Linked DNA regions of Homo sapiens: region 2 is linked to region 1. A link is a contact called in ENCODE Hi-C or POLR2A ChIA-PET data. All regions are on one chromosome and are shown on one strand. Each heading gives the region's core, a stretch centred on a gene start or an enhancer-like site at or near the end of the contact. The rest is flanking DNA. Distances are from core to core; before and after follow the strand shown.

What was found. A loop is a pair of places that touch in the nucleus more often than their neighbours do. ChIA-PET counts read pairs that join two places held with the same protein, here RNA polymerase II (POLR2A). Pooled maps may share reads with other maps.
Region 2: a loop to region 1 is called in a map of CD14-positive monocyte, with 2.2 times the contacts of the local background. The contact joins two enhancer-like sites. A Hi-C loop is called at or near these places in 2 of 168 maps with a recorded cell type or tissue (both CD14-positive monocyte) and 3 of 50 pooled maps. POLR2A ChIA-PET finds 5 or more read pairs at or near these places in 3 of 52 experiments (A549, B cell and CD8-positive, alpha-beta T cell).

Annotation. Positions count from the first base shown.
Region 1 is chr17:30,951,548-30,959,393 of GRCh38, reverse strand. It overlaps ADAP2 (ArfGAP with dual PH domains 2), which reads right to left. Exons shown (of 11, transcript NM_018404.3): 8 at 6,044-6,106; 9 at 4,839-4,916; 10 at 2,925-3,153; 11 at 72-1,559. The coding sequence ends at 1,525. It also overlaps a transcript of RNF135 not described here. Among named protein-coding and RNA genes, the nearest start is that of RNF135, 16 kb to the left of the region's middle. RefSeq lists enhancers at 1,048-1,547, 2,131-2,180. Within about 2 kb of position 4,858, at least 11 of the 41 ENCODE cell types and tissues checked have a DNase peak (open chromatin) inside an H3K27ac peak, as active enhancers do; they include CD14-positive monocyte, where a contact is called at or near this core.
Region 2 is chr17:31,047,631-31,055,476 of GRCh38, reverse strand. It overlaps the pseudogene LOC646030. Among named protein-coding and RNA genes, the nearest start is that of MIR4733, 43 kb to the left of the region's middle. Within about 2 kb of position 3,181, at least 12 of the 41 ENCODE cell types and tissues checked have a DNase peak (open chromatin) inside an H3K27ac peak, as active enhancers do; they include CD14-positive monocyte, where a contact is called at or near this core.

The sequences.
Region 1 (7,846 bases), core at 3,609-6,108:
AAAAAGGGATTTAATATAAGAGTATAGAAGCATACTCTTCCTTGAGGAAGGAATCATCCAAAACCAAGCACTCCATTTCATTAGGACTTTATCTCTTGTGTCTGTTCTTTCCCACCCTTAGAATCCCAGTTGGCCTCTTCAAGTAGCTTTGTTACTGCCTATCTATACTTCTCGTTCTTCTCCTCTAGACCATAAGTTCCTTGAAGGCAAGACTGTACCTTTATTAATTTCCTCATCCCCAGAACTTAGCAGAGTACACCCAACAGAGTTCACAGGTGGTCAAAGAGGCAGACAAGTAAACTGGCCCTTAATGCACAACCCAGCAAGTGTCCTTGAAAATGCACATTTTCAAGGTGCTTCCAGAGCCAGAGGAGATAGAGAGGACTCACCTCCCTATCTGGGCAGTCGAGAAGCTTCAGGAAGGACACAGGCTTACGCATTGCTTATCCTTTGATTGGGGGATCCAAAGGAAAGTCCCATACAATGCATAGATTTTTTTTTTTTTTGAGATAGGGTCTCACTCTGTCACCCAGGCTAAGTAAAGTGGTGCAATGAGGGGTCACTGTAGCCATGACCTCCCTGGCTCAAGTGATCCTCTCACATCAGTGTCCGGAGTAGCTGGGACTACAGGCATTCATTACCATGTCCAGCTAATTTTTTTTTCTTTGTAGAGATGGGGTCTCACTATGTTGCCCAGGCTCTTCTCGAACTCCTGGTCTCAATCCTCCTGCCTCAGCTTCCCAAAGGGCTGGGATTATGGGCATGAGCCATCACACCCAGCCACGGAGAATCAGAGAGTCTCTTAAGAGACCTCCCAGCTCCTTGGGTCTCCATTGAAGCAAAGAGAGAACATCCAGTGTATTTCTGCGTGGTGCTTGAAGACAGAGGAAAGGAACAACGAGTCACAGAGCAGGGGACTTGGTGCTCTGTTTCTCTAACATTTCAGCCATCTGAGATTTCATTCAGTTCCTCTTTTTCTTTCTGATACGGAGTCTCGCTCTGTCACCCAGGCTGGAATGCAATGGCGCAATCTCACTGCGCCCGGCCATTGACTACTTTATCTTTCACTCTTCATTTTTGAAGAGTCTGGGTCAGATGTTTAGCAGAATGCCCCTAATGTGGATTTGTCTGATTATTTCCTCATGGTTAGATTCAGATTAAACTTTTTTTTTTTTTTTACAAGATGCCACTTGCATGATGCTGTGGGTGCCTTTTCATTGCAATGCCTCCATTTCAGATGTGAGAAAGTTCTGGGCCTGTAGGGCATTTCAAGCCTAGGTGTGTATGGGGGAGGAGGGGATAGATGTTCATCTATGCACCAGATCCTCAGATCCCCGAGGTGGGTTGCGGGGAAGGCCCAGGGAGCTGATGGATAAAGCCACAGCTTCAGTCCTGGCAGAGTTCACTGCCAGGAATGGCTGCTGACTGCGGGGCACTGATGGTGGGCAGCCAGGGCCGAGGTGCAAACTTCTTCCCACAAGGAGTTCCAGGTGTTCAGTGGCAGCCAGTTCCTCAGTTAATGGGTCACCTGCTGCTGCGGCCACTCTCTGTTGATGCAGCTGCAAGGGAAATGAAGAGGGCTGAGGGAGGTGGCCATGCCAATGCTGTCCTGTGGAGGAGAGGGACAGCAAAGGGACAGGCGTACAAAGACAGAGGGAGCCATGGCCGGGCACAGTGGCTCATGCCTGTAATCCCAGCACTTTGGGAGGCCGAGGCAGGTGGATCACTTGAGCTCAGGAGTTCGAGACCAGCCTGAGCAACATGGTGAAACTCTGTCTCTACCAAAAATACAAAACAAATTAGCTAGATGTGGTGTCACGAGCCTGTAGTCCCAGCTACTTGGGAGGCTGAGGTGAGAGGATTGCCTGAGCCCAGGAAGAAGAGGTTGCAGTGAGCTGAGATCGCACCACTGCACTCCAGCCTGGGTGACAGTGCAAGACCCCACCTCAAAAAAAGAAAATTAAAAAAAAAAACACAAAGACAGAGGGAGCCAGAATAAAAAACAGAATGAAAGAGTGAGAGCCAGGGCGTCAGAGGGAATGCACACACCAGCAAAGGAGAGAAAAGTGGAGGGACAGAGACAGAGAGAAACCAAGAGATTCATAAATGGCAGCCCACAGAGAAAAGAAAGCACCAGCTGATATGCCTCACTCACAATTTGCAAGTCCCTTTCTGAGGTTCTCTGGCTTTGGCCTTTATGGGACAGTCAAGAGAGTCTGTGTTTATATCAGTCAGACTCAAAGGGCACAAGTGTTTCCCCCAAGGGGCTGTGCGGGGGTCACCTGCTCAGTCTGTACTTTTCCAAACACAGAAATTCTCCTTTGTGCCCCAGAAGCCAGGTCCTGGGCCAGCAGTTTCCTGCCGGAGCTCGGCATGTCTCCCCTTTTTTCACAGGGCTGTCAGCATTGAGGAAGCCCTACTGGTAAAGAGGAGGAACAGGAGAGAGGCAGACAGAAGGGAGGACTCAAAGAAAAGAAGCCACTAGAAATAGCCTTCCCTCTGGAGTGGGGAGGAATCCAAAAATCCCAGGAGCTGCCCAGCGGGTGTGACCTTAGCTAATAATAACAGGCCAGCGTTTTCTCACGAGAAAAAGGATCAGCATAGAGCACGGTGGAGGGAAAGAGAAGCTGCTTAGCCCCCACACCGCAAGGGGTACAGACAGCACCCAGGGGTTCTGCCAGGGCCAAACTCCTCTAAAAGCTCCTGGGGAAGGGCTCGGTTAGGGGAACCCAGAGTGGACAGAGGAGACCTTTTGGCAATAATGGCATGTCTGTGCTTTTCTTTTGCAGGAAGAGAAGACAATGAAAAGAGCATAGTCAGGAATCAGGAATCTTTTGTGGTATCAAAGCTGAACCTAAGTGAAGAAGCAATTTTCTGTCCTCTGCCCTTGTCCAAAAGAACACCCCTCAGTTCCTGCTTCTTACTAAGCCGGTTGAGGGGCGTCAAGGGGCTGGACAGGACACCCCGCAAACTTTCCAGCCATTCCTGCTGTTCCTTCTCACTGGGGCAAGTGAGGACAAATCTCCGCTCTGGGGTGACAATGGTGAGTCCGGCTTTCCAGCGATTTCCTCGGATGCCCTTGGGCAGGTCTTCGTAGGCTTCATATCCCTGCTCCTTGTTCCCAAGAAAAACCTGGCCCTGCTCGAAGGCATCCTGAAAATGGAGAGTACAGGGTCATCAGAGGGTGCCCCCAGGGCAGAGGGGCCCTGCAGCCCTGACAGCCTCCAAGCTTTATTTTGGGAAAGGGGTATGAGGTCCCTGCTGGGATTTCTGCTAAGTGGGACCCAGAATTTGAAAGATCAAAACCCTAAAATAAATCATACACATCATCTATTGAAAAGATACCGAGGGTGGGCCTGGTAGTTCATGCCTGTAATCCTAGCACTTTGGGAAGCCAAGGCAGAGGATTGCCTGAGGCCAGGAATATGAGACCAACCGGGACAACATAGTGAGACCCCTTCTCTACAAAAAAAAATTATTAATTATTATTATGAATTGTTTTTGGAGACAGGGCCTCACTCTGTCACCCAGGCTGGAAGTGCAGTGGCACAATCATGGCTCATCCCAGCCTCAACCTCCCAGGCTCAGGCAATCCTCCCACCTCAGCCTCCCAAGCAGCTAGGACTACAGGCATGCACCACCACACCTGACTAATTTTTAAGTTTCTTTTTTTTTCTTTCTTTTTTTTTTTTTGAGACGGAGTCTCACTCTGCACCCAGGCTGGAGTGCAATGGCATGCACCCTCTGCACCCTCTGCCTCCCGGTTTCAAGCGATTCTCCTGCCTCAGCCTCCTGAGTAGCTGGGCTTACAGGCACGCACCACCACGTCCGGCTAATTTTTGTATTTTTAGTAGAGACAGGGTTTCACCATGTTGGTTAGGCTAGTCTCGAACTCCTGAGCTCGTGATCTGCCCCGCCTCAGCCTTCCAAAATGCTGGGTTTACAGATGTGAGCCACCGTGCCTGGCCTTAAGTTTCTTGTAGAGATGGGATCTCACTATGTTGCACAGGCTGGTCTCGAACTTCTGGGCTCAAGCGATCCTCCTGTCTCAGCCTCCCAAAGTGCTGGGATTACAGACAAAAGGCAGCACATCCAGCCCTAAATTTTTTTTTTTTAATTAGCTGGGCATGGTGATGCATGCCTGTATTCTGAGCTACTTAGGAGGCTGAGGCAGGAAGATAACTTGGGCCCAGAAGTTCAAGGTTGCAATGAGCTGTGATTGTGCCACTGCATTCCAGCCTGGGTGACAGAGAGAGACTCTGTCTCTAAAAAAAAAAAAATAAGTGATACCTAACATTTACGGAGCACTTATTAAAATCAGCATCAGGAATTACAATGCTTTATATATAGTAACTTAAATAACCATCATGGCAACCTCTGGGGAAGGCATTCTTATTAAGCCTGTTTTTCAGAGGAGGAAACCGAGGCACAGAGCACTAAGTACACGGCTCAAGGCAACACTACTACAAGTGGCAGGGCTGAGACCAGAGCCCAGACGGTGGGGTTCTAGAGTCCACCACACTCCTAACTACTACACATCACGGCCTCTTGGTTAGAAGTGAGCCCTGGAGACTAGAGGAAGAGATACACCATATTTAACTACCATGGGCAGCATTTTGGATACTCATAATAGACTTCCTGAAAGCGAGGAGAAGCTTCATGCCATAGGAGATTACTCAAGAGAAACAAAAACAAGGGGTAGAGGTTTTCCTCTCAAGGTTTCTCTAGCTCTGGGGCTCTGGGAGATGTGTTTATCTGTAGCTTTCACATAGTTCCAGACAAGCACCACCCAGCAATGTTTGAGGAAGCCCTGGGGAGGGAGCAGGAGTGGCTCTTACCAGTGGGTTCTTGTAATAGAGCAGCCTCCGCTCATGGCAATCCAGGGCGAACCACCTTTTCTTGAAAGGTTCTTTCTGCTGCAAAAGAGGGAACTTCTTACCACAGATGACCAGGTCAGTTTCTGAGGATAGAGGTCAGGGGCCAGCCCAGCCCAAACCAAAGGAGCTGGCCAGTCCCACTGGTTCTCCAGCCCAGCCTCCTCAGTCAGACATCCTAGTGCTTCTCCCTGGGGCCTGGATAGGAGCCCTCAGGCTCTGAAGGTTCTGCCCATTCCCCTTCCAACCCCACCATACCCTTTGCCAGCTTCACCCTGCTGCCTCAACTTGGAAGAGGCACCTTCCTCTTTTTCAGGCTGTAGACAAAGAAGCCGGAAAGGAAGTTGGAAAAAATCAGAAGTGGCTACTGCTTGGCAAGGCTGAAAGTGCTGGCCTTGGCCAAATTCTAACCTAGGTCAGGGAGAGAAAGCCCAGCAACAAGAACCAGGCGGAGGGGCTGCGCCTCTCTGAAAACAACCCTTTGACTGCTTTTTCCACCTGCCCAAGGCTTGCTTTCATGATTGCCTAACACAGGAATATCCAATCTCTTGCCTTCCCTGGGCCACATTGGAAGAATTGTCTTGGGCCACACATAAAATACACTAACACTAATGATAGCTGATGAGCCAAAAAAAAAAAATCGCAAAAATATCTCATAATGTTTTAAGAAAGTTCACGAATTTGGCTGGGCATGGTGGCTCATGCCTGTAATCCCAGCACTTTGGGAGGCTGAGGTGGGCAGATCGCTTGAGGTCAGGAGTTCGAGACCAGCCTGGCCAACATGGTGAAACCCCATCTCTACTAAAATTACAAAAATTAGCCGGGCATGGTGGTGGGCACCTGTAATCCCAGCTACTCAGGAGTCTGAGGCAGGAGAATCGCTTGAATCTGGGAGGCGGAGGTTGCAGTGAGCCGAGATCACACCACTGTACTCTGGCCTGGGTGACAGAGCAAGACTCTGTCTCAAAAAAATTTAAAAAAGAAAGTTTATGAATTTCTGTTGGGCATCATTCCAAGCCGTCCTGGGTTGCATGTGGCCCATGGGCTGTGGGTTGGACAAGCTTGGCCTAACACCTTTCACTGTCCTCTTAACAATCATCCCATAAACACATGAAACCTTCTATATACATTAAACCATATTAAGTTCCCCAGGGAGTGATAGAAGGTACCTTTGGCCCAGTCTTTTCCATGAAGCCTTGTTTGAGGTAGTTCCTGGTGAGGAATGGCACGAGCTGGGGAAGAGAGACAGACACTGACCCCCAACTCACACCCCAAGGCTCCAGGTTCCCGCCGAGCTTGGCTCCCGACAAAGGGGAAGTTTGAAATGGGGAAGGATGTACGCTCATGGCTCACAGTATTATATTTGGAAAGTGCAATGGTCATAATATTAATATTTCAACAAAGCCAGTCGACAGCACCCCAGATGTTTGCAGAGCTTAGTGGCACGGCCGAGTTTTGGTTTAAGGATTCCTTCAGTAACCCCAGGGTGTGGACATAGGCAAGGCTCTGCAGAGACCCTCTTGGTGTCAGGCAACATGTTCTGAGGGTCCACTTTGCATCAGGCTCCAGGTGCAATTCTCAATCACCCTGCGAGGTGGGTATCACCAGCCTCATTACACATCTGAAGAAACCAGGCCACAGAGAAGGGGCTGGGGATTTTCCCAAAGTCACATCACTGGTAGCACAAAGAGCTGAGATTCAGGCCCAGGGCCAATGACACTAGACTGTACTCCTACCACTACACTAGGTGCTAAAGTATAAATATGCCAGGGCCCTCTGAGCAGGACCTTGGGAAAGGCCTGGTCAGGATTCTGACACCAAGCAACAAGAAAATAATGGCCAGAGGCTGGGTGCAGTGGCTCACACCTGTAATCCCAGCACTTTGGGAGGTCAAGGCAGGCAGATCACTTGAGGCCAGGAGTTTGAGACTAGCCTGGCCAACATGGCGAAACCCCACCTTTACCAAAAATATAAAAATTAGCTGGGCATGGTGGCACGCGCTTGTAATCCCAGCTACTCAGGAGGCTGAGGCAAGAGAATCCCTTGAACTTGGGAGGCAGAGGTTGCAGTGAGCTGAGATAGTGCCACTGCACTCCAGTCTGGGTGACAGAGGGAGACTCCATCTCAAAACAAAACAAAACAAAAAAGAAAAGAAAATGATGCCAGAGTGGACAGAGAAAGTTCTGAAGCAGAAGTCGGGAGACCTGGTTCTAATTCCAGTTCTGGCCTCCATCAGCTGCATTACCTTTGTTAAGACCTTCTGTCTCTCGAGGCCTTATGTCTCCCCTGTGTGATAAACAGCCTGGATCATGTGATCCCCAGCATCCCTTCCAGCCTGGCAGCCTACGCCCAGAGATGTTTCCAGGGGTTGATGATGGCCTCCTATGCTCCTAGGCATCAACCTGGAAAGTCTAGAGCTTCAAATGACAGTCCAGGCTTCAAAGAACAGAGAGGCTTCTCCAGAGCTCCAGGGCCCAGGGCAGAGGCACAGGGGAAGTGAGGTCTGGGGAACAGCTATGGGAAGTTTAAAAGGGGGAAATTTGTGAGCCAAAAATGAAAATATTAGGCCAGGCGCAGTGGCTCACGCCTGTAATCCCAGCACTTTGGGAGGCCGAGGCGTGTGGATCACGAGGTCAGGAGATCGAGACCATCCTGGCTAACACGGTGAAACCCCGTCTCCACTAAAAATACAAAAAAGTAGCCGGGTGCAGTGGCGAGCGCCTGTAGTCCCAGCTACTCGGGAGGCTGAGGCAGGAGAATGGCGTGAACCTGGGAGGCGGAGCTTGCAGTGAGCCAAGATGGCGCCACTGCACTCTGGCCTGGGCGAAAGAGCGAGACTCTGTCTCAAAAAAAAAAAAAAAAAAAGAAAAGAAAAGAAAATATTGGTCAGATGCAGTGGCTCACACCTGTAATCCCAGCACTTTGGGAGGCCGAGGTAGGAGGATTGCTTGAGGCCAGAAGTTCGAGACCAG
Region 2 (7,846 bases), core at 1,932-4,431, 98 kb before region 1:
GTGAGACTCCGTCTCAAAAAAAAAAAAAAAAAAAAGTAGAGAGAGACTCTGCCACATACATGCTGTCAGGCATTTTAGGAGCCATGTAAGCTGTTTCCTGCCCTTTTCCGGGTACCTTTTGAAAGCCAACATTAGGATAGAAGCATAGAGGCTGTGCCACTAGAAAGATTCTGGTGAGAATCGTGGCTGCTTGTTGCACACGTAACCTAGGTAAGTTACCTGATCCCTGAACCTCAGTTTCCTCATCAGCAAAATGAAAGATGATGTCTCATAAAGCTGTGAGAGTGGAAGAGATCACGTTTGCTGAGCACCTGGAGTGTTGTAGGCATTCACCCTGGTTGTGCCTATTTTTCTCAGACCATTCTTTGCTACTGAAACGACTTCTGCAAAGAAGTTGGGGTGGCTTAGATATTGAACTGGCTTGTTTGGCAGGTTATGTTTGGTGCCTATGCATGAGAAACTGATTGGCCATTCATAGGACACTGAGCAGTTTGGAGACTCAGGACCTCCTGCATCCTCTGTGCTTGAATGTTTGCATGGTCAACAGTTCAGAAGTATGCACATCCTGCTGAGAGCTCCATAGCTCTGTAAGAAGGAAGGATTGGGTCTCTACACCAAATGCAAAGCCTGGCCTGGCACGGTGGCTATGCCTGTAATCCCAGCACTTTGGGAGGCCATGACAGCAGGGTCGCTTAAAGCCAGGAGTTACAGACTAGCCTGGGCAACATAGTGAGACCCCCCCCCCATTTCTACAAAAATAAAAATAAAAATTAGCTGAGTGTGGTGGTACATGCCTGTAGTCCCAGTTACTCTGGAGGCTGAGGTGGGAGAATAGCTTGAGCCTGGGAGGCCAAGGTTGCAGTGAGCCGTCATTGCACCACTGCCCTCTAGCCTGGGTGACAGAGCAAGACCCTGTCTCAAAAGCAAAACAAACACAAACAAACAAAAAACAAATGCAAAACCCCAGGAGCTCTCCCAAGACACTATCGGTCAGTTCTGTAAACAATCACTGGAGGTGCAGAGGAGCTGCCCATCTTCAAGGAGTTCTGTAGCCTCTGACATGGCTGTATGGGGTCAGTTCCCTGAATATAGGTTGCTTTTTCATATTTCTGCAAAGTAGGCCCCTTCTGCCTGGATACCCTTCCCATCTATAATGGCTTATTGAGTGCAGGGCCAGCATTGGAATTGTGCAATGTACAACCTGCACGACTGTAAATAGCAGCCTTGGGTAAGAGAATGGGCTACACAGTCAGGAAAAGCTGCATCTATTTCTCATTTCTGCTATTCATTCTTAGTGAAGAGGTGAGCAGGTTGACTTTATTTATTTATTTATTTATTATTAGTATTTTTTTGAGACAGTGTGTCACTCTGTCACCCAGGCTGGAGTGCAGTGATGCGAGCTTGGCTTAGTGCAACCTCTGCCTCCTGGGTTCAAGTGACTCTCCTTCTTCAGCCTCCTGAGTATCTGGGACTACAGGCATGTGCCACCATGCCCAGCTAATTTTTGTATTTTTAGTAGAGATGGGGTTTCACCATTTTGGTCAGGATGGTCTTGAATGCCTGACCTCAAGCGATACACCTGCCTTGGCCTCCCAAAGTGCTGGGATTACAGGCCTGAGTCACGTGCCCAGCCTATTTATTTATTTATTTGAGACAGGGTCTCGCTCTGTCACCCAGACTAGAGTGTAATGGCATGATCACAGCTCACTGCAGCCTCAACCTCCCGGGCTCAAGCCATCCTCCCACCTCAGCCTCCCAAGTAGCTAGGTCCACAAGTGCATGCTACCATATCCAGCTATTTTTTTTTCTTTTTGTAGAGACAGAGGACTCACTATGTTGCCCAAGCTGGCCTCAAACCCCTAAACTCAAGTGATCCTCCTGCCTCGGCTTCCCAAATCCTGGGATTATAGGTGTGAGCAGCCATGCCCCACCAAGGCGACCTTGCTAAATCTCACTTTCTTCATTTGTGAAGTTGGAATAATTACAGTAGTGACCTCTTAGAGTTGTGAGGATTAAAATAAAACAATATATATAGGGAGATTTTAGCACAGTGCTTGGCATGTAGAAGACGCTTTAAAAAAGCTGTAATAATGATTATTCTTTCTGGCAAACTTTTACTCTACTTTAAAGCCTTTTCCAATTCTTTCCAAAGCTGAGTCAAATGCCTCTTCTATGTGCTCCCATTCCCCACTAGCGCTGCTGCCAGTACCGCTGGGTTCCTTCCAGAACTGTGACCTCTTGACAGCAGGGATTGTGTCTTTTATACTAGGGTCACCAGTACCAATAACAATGCTGGGAACATAGTAGGAACCCAATAAATGCTAGTTAAAGGAATGAACGCATGAATGAATGTCTACATGTTATCTTTGATGGGACCAAAGGGAAGCTTGCTCTTCTTATTTTCTGTTAGAAGCCGATAATGGGAGAAAGAGGCAGAGAAATGGGAACGGAGAGTACGGACTGGACACTTAGCAAACGCAAGTCACTCTTTCCTGTGGTCATTTTTTGGGTGGAAAGAAAACTGAGTGAAACCTTGTTCTAAGCTGGGTCTGAGAAGATAAACAAGCCAAGAGTTCTACCTAGACAATGGCCTGATTCTCCCTGACGGGGGAAGGTGGGAGCCAGACAAACATCCCCTTCCAATTTCCTTCCGTCTGTGCTCAGCTCCTACAAAGTATCACAGCCCACCCCCCTCACCCCCTGCCAAAGCCTTTCCTTCATAGAAGGTGTCTTCAAATCCAAGCCAGGCTCTTATCCGGTGAGATCTTTGAAGGCTGGAAGGAGCTGCAATGAGTCTGAATCACTCCCAACCACAATGGCCTTAGAATGACAGACGGTTTCTGTTTCCAGGGCGTGTTCTAAATTGGATTCTTTTGGTGGCTCAATTTGCTTCCACAAGGCCCCTGCCAACCAGGAGCTGAGATGAGCAGTTTGCATAGATCAAATTATTGAACTTCAAAACACCCATGAAAAATTGTGAAAACAAAACAACAGCAGAAGTACAAAGTACGAAGAGATGTGGTTTCCCAGGAGCACGTGTGAAAAATGACTTTGCAGTCCAGATGCCTGCAGGCCCAGCATGAGTCAGCTGAAGGATGTGGAGGCCAAAAAACCTCAGACAAGTCTGGACCAAGCAGAGCTTCCAGAAAAAGAAAGGTGACGGCCAACTCCACTCCACACTGGCCGGACCACCCTGGAGGAGGGCTGGCTCCCTCTAGATGCCATCATGTGACAGGAAAGGGTGTGTTCTGAGTGGAGTTACCAAGATTGGGAGGGGTTGGGAGAGGACTCAAAAGTTGGACAAGAGGAGAGGAGATGTGTACCCTGCGGAAGAAAGTGGTTAGTGTCAGGGTGGTCTTCTGCCTGCAGCTTCTGCTTGTTAGTCCTTCCCCTCCTGTCATCCTGGAGAAGGCCTATTCATCCCTTAGGCCTCAGCGCCTGCCACCTGTTCTGAGAAGCCTTCCCTCACCTCTGTAAGCAGAACCAGCCACACCTGCATTTGGACCTCCTTCTCCTGCACTGGGAGTCAGGTCCCTTCATTACAGCACACCTCCTGTGGAAGAATGTTTTGAGTGTATGGCTAGGCAGGGACCTCGTCCTACTTATCTTTGCATGCCTACTGCCTGGTACAGTGATCACTCTTCAAATGTCTGATGAATTAAATTGTTGGCATGAAAACTGGCACCAAACATTTTGACCATGAGGAAGAGAGATTGTATTTTTTCTAGGTGGCCCAAAAAGACGGAACTGGAAGAGAGGGTGGTGATTACAAGAAAGTGGATTTCAGCTCAAAATCAGGAAGTACTTTATAATAGTAATGACAGCAATTTTATTGTGTGTTTTAGTCACCTATTGCTGCATAATAAATTGCTCCAAAATTTGAGGCCTAAAACAACAATAAGTGTTTATGATCTCACACACTGTATATGGGTTAGGAATTCAGGAGCAGCTTAGAAGAGTGGTTCTAGCTTAGGATCTGTCATGAGTTTGTAGTCAAGATACTAACTGGGGCTGTAGTCATCTGAAGGCTTAATTGGGGCTGGAGGATTGGCTGCAAGATGGCTGGATTGGCTGGGCATGGTGGCTAATCCCTGTAATCCCAGCAATTTGGGACTCTGAGGTGGGAGGATCACTTGAGCCCAGGAGTTTGAGACCAGCCTGGACATCATAGGGAGACTCTGTCTCTACAAAAAACACAAAAATCAGCTGGGTGTGGTGGCACATCCTGTAGTCCCAGCTACTCAGGAGGCTGAGGTGGGAGGATCACTTGAGCGAGATTGTGACATAAGATTGCCATGGTAAAATGGAGCAGATCTGGACCCGAGCCAAATAAATGTGGCATAAATAAAGGTGTCATAAAGACAGGGCGGGGCGCACGCTTATAAGGGGCATGAGCATCTCAGGGCTGCCAGAATGGCTCCCAATCAGTGCACGGCACTAGCATGTGTCATGTCCTGGCTGCGTTTCTGGGGCCCGTGGCCCCTCCTTACGTGGCAGCTATTGTGTCTCCTAGTGGCAATTATTGTGTCTACTAGTCAAGGAGGCTCCACATCTGGTGTTGGTCAAGGACCCGCTCCAGCTGACCTCTAACCCCTGGGGTCACCTGAGCCCTGGTCTTCCCGCTCCTCCCATCTCCCATGGGAATCTCCTCATGCACCTGCTCCCCCAGCAGCCCCAGGGGACTTTGATTACCTGGGGCCCTCTGCTTCCTCACAGGTGTCAGCCCTGCCCCAGGAATCAAATGAAAATTTGGTTCCATTCCTGGATACGGATTCAGGTGGAGAGCTGCCCCTGGGGCCAGAGCAGTTCTTGGCTGCACATCAGGATTTAAATGACAAGCGGACTCCACAAGAAAGGCTCCCAGAGGTGGTTCCACTGCTGGACAGGGATCAGAACCAGACCCTAGTTCAGCTTCCTCGCCTCAAAAGTAAGTTTCAAACTGCAGATCTAGATCGGGCTGCAGGTCATCAGGCAGATGAAATACTTGTTCCGCTAGACAGTAAGGTTTCAAAACCAACCAAATTTGTTGTTTTTCCAAAGAACTTGAAGAAAGATCTAGCTGAGCGTTGGAGCCTTGCTAAGATTGTCGGGATTCCACACCAATTATACAAACCTCAGCGTCAGAAACAGACTTTGCAGATGAATATTTGAGTATGGACACACTGTATTCCGGCAGCCTGCCTCCAGAACTCCGGGTGAATGCAGATGAGCCTCCAGGGCCTCCTGAGCAAGTTGGACTTTCTCAATTCCATCTAGAGCCTGAAACTCAAAATCCAGAGACCCTTGAAGACATCCAGTCCTCTTCACTCCAGGAAGAAACCCCAGCACAGCTTCCACTGCTCCCTCAGGAGGTAGAACCTTCAACCCAGCAGGAGGCCCCAGCTCTGCCTCCAGAGTCCTCTATGGAGAGTCTAGCTCAAACTCCACTGAATCATGAAGTGACAGTTCAACCTCCAGGTTGCTCATTACAACTTTCCCAACGTTACAGTCAAACCTGCAGATGTGGAAGTTACCATGACTTCAGAGCCCAAAAATGAGACAGAATCTTCCCAAGCCCAGCAGGAGGCCCCAATTCAGCCTCCAGAGGAGGTGGCACCTTCTGCAACCCAACAGGAGGCCCCAACTGAGCCTCCAGGTCCTCCTATGGAGCCTGAACTTTCCCCCAGTGAACAGGAGCAGCCAGCTCAGCCTTCTGAGTCTTCTGGAGAGGTTGAATCTTCTCCAGCCCAGCACGAGACCCCAGCTCAGCCTCCAGAAGAGATGGAACCATCTGCATTCCAAGAGGAGGCCCCAACTGAGCCTCCACGTCCTCCTATAGAGCCTGAACTTTCCCCCAGTGAGCAGGAGCAGCTAGCTCAGCCTTCTGAGTCTTCTGGGGAGGTTGAATCTTCTCCAACCCAGCAGGAGACCCCAGCTCAGCCCCCAGAACATCATGAAGTCCCAGTTTCACCTTCAGGTTACCATGAAACTCAGCATTCAGATTTTCCCAATGTCTCTGTTAAGCCTCCAGACGTGCAGCTCACTATAGCAACAGAGCCTAGTGCAGAGGTGGAAACTTCTCCAGTCCACCAGGAGGCTACAGCTCAGCTCTCAGGTCCAGGTAATGTAGAACCTCCCGCCATCCAGCACGGGTGCCCACCTCTGCCTCCAGAGTCATCAGAAGAGGCTGGACATTTACAAATTCAACAGGAAACTTCAGTTCAATCTCCAGAACCTATTAATAAAGAGAACACCACTCCAACCCAGCAGGAGGCTGCAGCTGAGCATCCACAGACCGCTGAGGAGGGTGAGTCTTCTCCAATCCAGCAGGAGGCCCCAGCTCAGCCCTTAATGTCCCCTGAGCAGTTTCAACATTTGAAAGACCAGCAAGACATTATAATTCAGCAGCTAAATAGACCTGAAAATTATGAACCTCCTCCAGTCCATAAAGAGCCTACAACTCAGCCTCCAACTCAGCTCTCCTCAGACTTTGTAAGTTCAATGGATGATGAAGCAATAGGTTCACCTCCAGATGTGTCATATCTAGATCTAGATAGGGAGCTTACCAAACCTACAGCAGTCACTATGTGGGTAGAACCTTCTCCAGTCCAGCAGGACAACCCTTCTATTCCCACTGAGCAGGCTGACTTTTCTTTAACCCAGCCTGATCTCCCTTCCCCACCTCTGCATTCTCCTGAGAAGATTGAATCTCCAGTCCACCAAGAGGCCACAGCTCAGACTCCAGATCCCCCTAAGGAGGCAGAACCTTCTCCAGTCCAGCAAGAGTTCCCAGCTGAGCCACCAGAGCCCCCTAAGGAGGTTGAACCATCTGCAACCCAGCAGGAAGCCTCAGGTCATCCTTGGAAGTCCACTGAAGCGGTCAGTCCTCCACCACAGTGGGAGACACCAGCTCAGCCATCAGAGCCACCTGAGAAGGTTGACCCATCTCCAGTCTACAGCAGGCCCCAACTTGGCTTTTAGAGCCACCTAAAGAGGTAGAATCCTCTCCAGTCCAGCAGGCAGTCCCTGCTCAGTCTTCAGACCCCACTATGGTGATAGAACCCTCTCTGACCCAGCAGATGGCCCCATCTTTGCCTCCAGGGTTCCCTCAGGAGGTAGAACCATCTGTAACTCAGCAGGAGGTTCCAGCTCAGATTCCAGAGCCCCCTGTGGAGGCAGAACCTTCTCTGACCCAGCAGGAGGCCACAGTTCAGGCTGCAGAGTCCCCTAGGGAGGTAGAATCTTCAAGGCAGCAAATGGTCCCAGTTCAGCTTCCAGAGCCACCTAAGGAAGTTGCAGCTCAACCTCCAGCTCATTATGAGGTGACAGTCCCAACACTAGGCCAGGATCCAGCTCAGAATTCAACATTGCCCAGTGTCACTGTTCAACCTTTGGACCTGGGACTTACCATCATTCCAGAATCAACGACAGAGGTTGAACTTTCTCCAACCATGCAGGAGACCCCAACTCAGCCTCCTAAGAAAGCTCTACAACAACTTGTACTATATCAAGAGGTAAAAATTCCAACACCAGGTCAGGATCAAGCTCAGCATCCAATGTCACCCAGCATTACAGTTCAACCTTTGGACCTGGGACTTACCATCACTCCAGAACCCACTATGGAGGTTGAACATTCTACACCCCTGAAGAGAACTATAGTTCCTCCAAAGCACCTTAAGGTGATACTTCCACATCCAGACCAGTTTCAGACTCAGCATTCACACCTGACTGAAGCCACAGTTCAACCTTTGGATCTGGAGCTTACCATCACTCCAGAATCCACAACAGAGGTTGAATCTTCTACAGCCCTGACGACTACAGCTCCTCCTCCAGAACACCCTGAGGTGTTCACCTTCAGACAAGGGTC